2 separate regions of the Homo sapiens genome follow, and region 1 is linked to region 2. A link is a contact called in ENCODE Hi-C or POLR2A ChIA-PET data. All regions are on one chromosome and are shown on one strand. Each heading gives the region's core, a stretch centred on a gene start or an enhancer-like site at or near the end of the contact. The rest is flanking DNA. Distances are from core to core; before and after follow the strand shown. Region 1 overlaps VWA2 (von Willebrand factor A domain containing 2). Region 2 overlaps CCDC186 (coiled-coil domain containing 186).

The links. Hi-C counts contacts between places; a loop is a spot of excess contacts on that map. ChIA-PET counts read pairs that join two places held with the same protein, here RNA polymerase II (POLR2A).
Region 1: a loop to region 2 is called in a map of mammary epithelial cell, with 2.5 times the contacts of the local background. The contact joins two enhancer-like sites. A Hi-C loop is called at or near these places in 1 of 168 maps with a recorded cell type or tissue (mammary epithelial cell). POLR2A ChIA-PET finds 5 or more read pairs at or near these places in 3 of 52 experiments (BJ, GM12878 and OCI-LY7).

What each region holds. Positions count from the first base shown.
Region 1 is chr10:114,269,755-114,273,197 of GRCh38, forward strand. It overlaps VWA2 (von Willebrand factor A domain containing 2), which reads left to right. Exons shown (of 14, transcript NM_001272046.2): 6 at 2,986-3,180. Among named protein-coding and RNA genes, the nearest start is that of VWA2, 32 kb to the left of the region's middle. RefSeq lists a silencer at 2,003-2,203. Within about 2 kb of position 1,822, at least 8 of the 41 ENCODE cell types and tissues checked have a DNase peak (open chromatin) inside an H3K27ac peak, as active enhancers do; they include mammary epithelial cell, where a contact is called at or near this core.
Region 2 is chr10:114,149,958-114,153,660 of GRCh38, forward strand. It overlaps CCDC186 (coiled-coil domain containing 186), which reads right to left. Exons shown (of 16, transcript NM_018017.4): 4 at 1,135-1,263. Among named protein-coding and RNA genes, the nearest start is that of MIR2110, 22 kb to the right of the region's middle. Within about 2 kb of position 1,659, at least 2 of the 41 ENCODE cell types and tissues checked have a DNase peak (open chromatin) inside an H3K27ac peak, as active enhancers do; they include mammary epithelial cell, where a contact is called at or near this core.

The DNA.
Region 1 (3,443 bases), core at 572-3,071, 120 kb after region 2:
GGAGTGATAATGATCAGATGGACCACAAGGGAGGGGAGGCTTTGGGGAAAGAAGGCAAGGACTGGTTTAGAACCTCAGGATCCAAGAACATAGCCAGGAGGCCATAGGGCTCACTGGCCAGTGGGTAGAGGAGCAGGTTGCTTCAAAGCCACCGAAGCACCTTGGCTTTGGATGAGAAGAAAGTCTTGTGAGCATTTAAGCAGGACAGTTTAGAACAGGAGTTGGCAAACTTTTTCAGTAAAAGTTGTATAGTACATAATTTTAATTTTCAGGCCAGTGGTCTCTGTGTAGACAGTACCTAAATCAGTGAGTGTGGCTGTTTTCCAATAAAACTTTACAAAAATGGGCAGCAGGCCAGATTAAGCTGAGCCCTGGAGAGGAAAGAGTATTGGCTTCAAATTCAGCCAGACTGGGCTTAAACTCCAGTTCCGACCTCCACTAGCCAGATGAGAGTCAGGTGCCTTCACAACTATGTAACTATCTGTTTAAGAACTTGGGCTTTGGAAGTGGAGGGCCCTGGGTTCAAGTCCTGCCTTCACCACTCATGAGCGGCATAACCTTAGTTTGGCCCCTTTTCTGGACTCCTCTATTCCAGAGAGCTGTGGCGAGAATTATATGATAATATGCTAAGCATATATAGCTAAACATGGGTTGAGCACAGCGTCTGGCACATGCTAAATGCCCAGGAAATATTACCAGTTATCACTATTCTCTGAGTGGGGTTTCCTCATTTGTCAAATGTGGGTAAGATTAGTACCTTTTACCATGGATGTAAGGATTACATTCAGTAACAGGTGTGTGTGTGTAGTGTCTGGCACAAAGTAAAATGTCAGCGCTAATATTATCCTTTAGAAATGGAAGCCATTCTGCCCTCCCAGGAGCCCTGGAGGAACACTCTTTTTAAACACAAGAGCTCTTTGGTGAAGGAAACAGTATTAGTAGAGATCAGAATCGGGTTGGTGGTCTTCGGTATCTAATGTGTGATCCAGCAGGGTGTGAGAGGAGTTGGGGGCGCTTGGGAGTCAGTGGCGTGAGTGTAGTCTTCCTCTTCGGAGATTCATCCATGTTGGTATGCTCTGTTTTTCTTTGATAAGCCCATTGCCCAAGCCAAGCTCTGCTCGCTAGCTCCAGAACACAGGTTACATTGCTTACCTGTGTCTTTGCTTTAACCCCTTCCTGTAATCAGAATGGCCTCTTCCTTTCCTCATCAGCTGATTCACCAAGACCCCATTTAAAAGCTTTTTCCCCTCTGAAGCCTGCTCCCTGACAGCTCCACCCCACAATGAATCTGCTCCTCCGAATTCCTATTATTTGTATCCTTGCATTCCTTTTTCCTTGCTGTCTTGTAGATCCCATTTCTTCAACTAGACTGGGAGTTCTTTAAGGGATGGGATCGTGGTTATACTTCCTGGTCTCCATTTCACTATCTTCCCTCTAGTGGATCCACAGTAAATACTCACAGGTTGAAAAAAAAGTAAGTAAATTTTTAACCCATGCAAATGTCAATATATGTATTGTAGGCAAGACTGCTAATTCTAGGAGTTGTCAGCTCTTGTTGACACTTTTTAACTTTATGGAGCACCGCAAAGAAAACTGCCATTTAAGAGCTTGCTTAAGTTAGAAAGCAATAAAAGTGAAGAATATTCTAGGCCTGGTCCATAAATCCTTCCCAAGCACAATCTTCATGCTCTTTCCTTGTCTTCCTGCTGAATGGAGAGCATTTTGAGGACTGAGGGGAAGGTGGAACCATAACATGAAAGGAGCCTGGATTCCTGAGTAGCTGCTTGGAGGGGAGCCAACCAGGAGAGATGCCTGGGCAGGAGGACTCATGTCAGACTTGCATGAGAAGTAAAAACACACACACACACACACACACACACACACACACAGCAGGTAATGCCCATGCGTCTTGTCAGTTGGATGTTTTCTCATTAGAAAAATGACTATAGTTAGGGCTGAATTAAAGGTAGGCATTGCCTTAATTTATGGTTGGTACAATCTGAGTGTAAATGTGTCCCCCATCTAGAATCTGTGGTTAGTCACTATTTCAGAATAATGCTCCCACAGGGTTTTCTCTGTGTGTACTGTTGATAACCACAGTAATTCCATCAGCCTCACATTGTTGATCATGTTTGGATGGGCTACCATCCGCTGAATGGTTTGGCTGCAACAGGGACTGACTCACAATTCCGTAACCTAAAATCCACTGTAGTGAGTCATTATTTTCTGTCCAGCTGACACTCAAAGCTGGCAGTCCTCTCTCTGACAGGACGCTTACAGGAGCCTCCTAATTTGAGATTTAGCAGAGATCCTGCTCTGGGATTCCAGGATTGGTCAACAGTTCCTATAACTGAGCTGTGAGGATGAGAGGATCTCAAGCCACAGCAAATAGAGGACCATTGGCATCCCGATGAGATGGGACCCCTGTAACCTGCCCTGATCTGGAGGTGGTCAGACAGCTCAGCCTTCCAGCTCCCAACCCTGAATTTGGACATGGCCCACAAAGGCCTGGATCACAGAAAAGACTGTCATCACACCCTTGCCTTGAAGCCCTGTCCTTCACTCTTATGGGTCCTTCCTCACACAGTTTTCCTAAGCTCATTATCTGCTTTCCCAACCCAGGATGTTGAGCTGTAACAAGAAGATGATGCAGGGATGAGGAGATGGGAGGCAGGTGTTAGACAAATGACAAGAGCTGTCGGCCCAGAGTCATCACTCGGGGAGGAGAAAAACACACCCAACACACAATGACATTATGATAGAATACAACAGAGATGTACGGGGTGAATCTCAAGTGCATGGAAAAAATAATTTCTGTTCATTGTTGTTGTGGTTTAGATGGTAGAACTATCACTTTCAGCCTCTGCTAGGAGAAAGCTACCTTTCGCTAATAACGGAAGAGCTCATCGATTTCAGACTCTCATCCCAACTTCACCTCCCCACATCATTCACTTTTCTTTCTTTTTTCCTTCTGGGTGTGCACAGAGGAGGGCGCACGGAGACGGAACTTGCTCTGAAATACCTTCTGCACAGAGGGTTGCCTGGAGGCAGAAATGCTTCTGTGCCCCAGATCCTCATCATCGTCACTGATGGGAAGTCCCAGGGGGATGTGGCACTGCCATCCAAGCAGCTGAAGGAAAGGGGTGTCACTGTGTTTGCTGTGGGGGTCAGGTTTCCCAGGTAAGAGCCTCAGTCACCCTGGATCAGCCCTCAGGTGGTCAGCCTGGGGATCGTGACATGGCCATGGGAGGGAAGGGAGGGGACTGGAAGAGCCGTCCAGGTCCTTCCCTGGATCTGTCTTTTCCTCACTTTGCCATTTTGACTCCAGTGCACAGGAAGCTCCAATCTTTTGGAGCCTGTATTTGCATTGATTTTGGTTTTGTTTGAAAACTCAGTTGCAAGTGCCAGAAACTCTGCTGAAATTTATTTGGGCAAAAATGGAA
Region 2 (3,703 bases), core at 409-2,908:
CTGTATTTCCCTTCAATTGGTACAAAAGGGTTCAGAACTGATAGCAGGAGAGTTAAACATAACATTTCTAATGCAAGGAGTCAGCATGTTTTAAAGAATCATCCAAATAAAGGCTGAGGATAATCTGTTTCCTAAAGTCCTTCCAGAATGCCATCTACAGTAGCAGCTTCGGGGTAGAAAGGGTGGGATCCATCACATTCAAATAATGAAGGTGTGAGTTAACCCTTTCAGATTCAATTCATTGTGAAGACTAATTGTTAGTCAGATACTGTGCTAGGTTTTGTGGATACAGAAATGAAGATGACAAAGACGTCATCCATAAAGAGTTCAGGCAAGTAATAAAAAAGCACTGCTTAAAATTACCTCTTCTGAGATCATATATACCAACTTAAAAAGATTACCAAGGTATATTAAGTATGGGAAAAAAGGTTACAAAAAAGATGTATAGTATCATTCCAATCAAATGGGGGAAAAAAGTATATGACCATGTACAAATAAACATGTGTGACTTGTACATGTATATGTAGTAAGATACATAATCAAAATACCAATAATTAGCTATGGAACAAGGAATGGGATATAAAAGGATTGTAGGCAGGGGAAGAATATGTACAGATTAAAAAAAAAATTTTTATTCCATACACTTTTTTATTCATCTGTATGTATTTATATATTGCTTTAGAATTTTTAATGACTTACTATTTTTTTTTAGACAGAGTCTTGCTTTGTCACCCAGGCTGGAGTGCAGCAGTGCAATCTCGGCTCACTGCAACCTCCGCCTCCCGGGTTCAAGTGATTCTCCTGCCTCAGCCTCCCAAGTAGCTGGGACTACAGGGATGCGCCACCACGTCTGGCTAAACTTTTCGTATTTTTAGTAGAGATGGGGTTTCACCATGTTAGCCAGGCTGGTCTCAAACTCCTGACCTCAGGCAATCTGCCTGCCTCAGCCTCTGAAAGTGCTGGGATTACAGATGTGAGTCACCACGTCTGGCCTAATGGCTTACTTTTATATAAAAGAATCACCTAGTATTAATACAATAGTGAGGTCCAAAATAGTCTAACAGTGTTAGCTTATTTTAACAAACAAGAGTCACCAGAATATCAAGTTAATAATGACAACGATGTGAGAAATACCTGTTCCATCCGTTGGGCCATCTCTTTGTGTAACTGCTGAACTGCATTTTTAGCTGTAACGTCTTGAGCTATTAGTTGATCTCTGGAAGCTTTAACTTCTTTATTAAGTTCTTCTATTCTTGATTCTAACTGTAAAGAAAATTATTTCCAAATTATTTTTATAGCTATACCAAATACACCACCAATACTGCAAATAAATATAAACAAAGTAAATAAACATAAAGAATACAATGAATATACTTCAGCTATTGAAATAAAAACTTTTAGCAATGTTTCTATATCTCACTGTCATTTAGTAAAAATCTGGAGATTCCATTAAGTTAAGGTATCTGGCAACCCCTAGAACATCCACAAAGGAATAACACAAAGAAATACAGTAGAGTCCCGCCTTATCTGTGGCTTCACTTTCTATGGTTTCAGCAACCTTCAGTCACCCACAGTTCAAAAATATTAAATAAAAACTTCCAGAAATAATTCACAAGTTTTCAATTGCATGCCATTCTGAGTAGTGTGATGAAAACTTGTGTTGTCTCACTATGTCTCACTGAGACTGTGAGTCATCCCTTTGTCCAGCATGTCTGCATTGTACACACTACCTGCCAGTTAGTCGCTTAGTAGCCATCTCAGTTACCAGACTGACTATGGCAGGACGACAGTGCTTGTGTGCAGCAACACTTAGCCCTTAATTAATAAGTGAGTTTACTTATTAGTGGCCCCAGAGTATAAGAATAGTGATGCTGGCAATTCACATGTGCCAAAGAGAGGCTTTAAAGTGCTTATTTTAAGTGAAATGGTGACTTGAAAGAAAAAAATCATATACTGAGGTTGCTAAGATCTACAGTAAGAATGAATCTTCTATCCATGAAACTGTGAAGAAGAAAAAAGAAATTCATGCTAGTTTTGCTGTCACACCTCAAACTTCAAAAGTTATGGCCACACTGCATAAGTACTTTGTTAAGACGGGAAAGGAGCCAGGTAGTGGCTTATGCCTGTAATCCCAGCACTTTGGAAAGCTGAGGAGAGGGAATTGCCTGAGGTCAGGAGTTCAAGACCAGCATGGTCAACACAGCAAGACCCAATCTCTACAAAAAATTTTAAAAATTAGCTGGGCATGGTGGTGCATGCCTATAGTCCCATCTACTCAGGAGGCTGAGGCAGGAAGATTGCTAGAGCCAAGGAGTTTGAGGCTACAGTGAGCTGTGATCCCACCATGGTACGCCAGCCAGAGTGATGAGACCCTGTCTCTGAAAAAAAAAAAAAAGGATGAAAAGGGCATTCACTTGTCAGGGGCAGACATAAACAGAAACATATTCTGATTGATGGCAATCGAGTTCAGTGCTATTGACAATTTCATGCATCTACTTAGGATCTTGGAATAAATTCCCCTCAGATAAGGGGGAACTCTGTACTGTATAGTGAAAATATCATGAAAGAAATTTAAATGTTATATTGGACAACATTCACTTAATGCAAAAGAAGGCAGTGAAGGAGGAATAGGGGAAGAAAAAAGACATGAAACATGGAAAACGAAAGATATGGCAGACATAAATCCCACCATCAATAATATTAAATGAAAGTGGATTTAATAATCCTATCAAAAGGCAGAAACTAACAGACTTAATTAAAGAAACAAGATTCAACTATATGTTGTCTATAGAAGGCATTTTAGGTTCAAAATGCAAGTAAACTGAAAAGAGTGGAAAAAAATATATAATGCAAACAGCAATCATAAGGAAGAGTGGCTATATTTACATAAAAAACAGACTAAAATTAAGAATGTTACCAGAGATAAAGAATAGCTCACAAAAATAAAACAGATCAAGCCATCAGAAAGATCTAACAGATAAATGTATATGCATCTAAGAATGTAGCATCAAAATATATGAGGCAAAAACTAACAGAAATAAAAGGGAAAATAAGTCAACAATAGTTGGAGACTTCACTATCCTACTTTCAATAATAAATAGAATTAGGCAGAAAATTAACACAGAAATAGGAGACTTAAACACTACAAAACAATGGAATCTAATACATCTATACAACACTCCACCCAGGAACAGCAGTGTATACGTTTTCATCTAGTGCACATGGAATATTCCATGACAGAGGATATGCTAGGTTACAAACAAACTTCCATAAATTTAAAAGATTAAAATCATATGAAGCATATTCTCCAACCATAATGGAATGAGACCTCAGTAACAGAAAGAAATATGGGAAATTCACAAATTTGTGAAAATTAAACCACATACTGCTAAAGAAACACAGAAGAAATTGCAAGGGAAATTAGAAAGTACTAGATGACTAATAAAAATGCAAACATAATATACCACAACTCAGGAGACACATCTAAAGGAATGCTTAGAGGAAAATTTATAACTACAAATACCTATATTAAAAAAGAAGAAAGGGGGCCAGGCGGGGTGGCTCAAGCCTGTAATCTCAGCACTTTGGGAGGCAGAGGCAGGAGGCTCACTTGAGGTCAGGAGTTCGAGACCAGCCTGGCCAACACTGTGAAACCCCGTCTCTACCAAAAATACAAAAATTAGCTGGGCATGGTGGCGGGTGC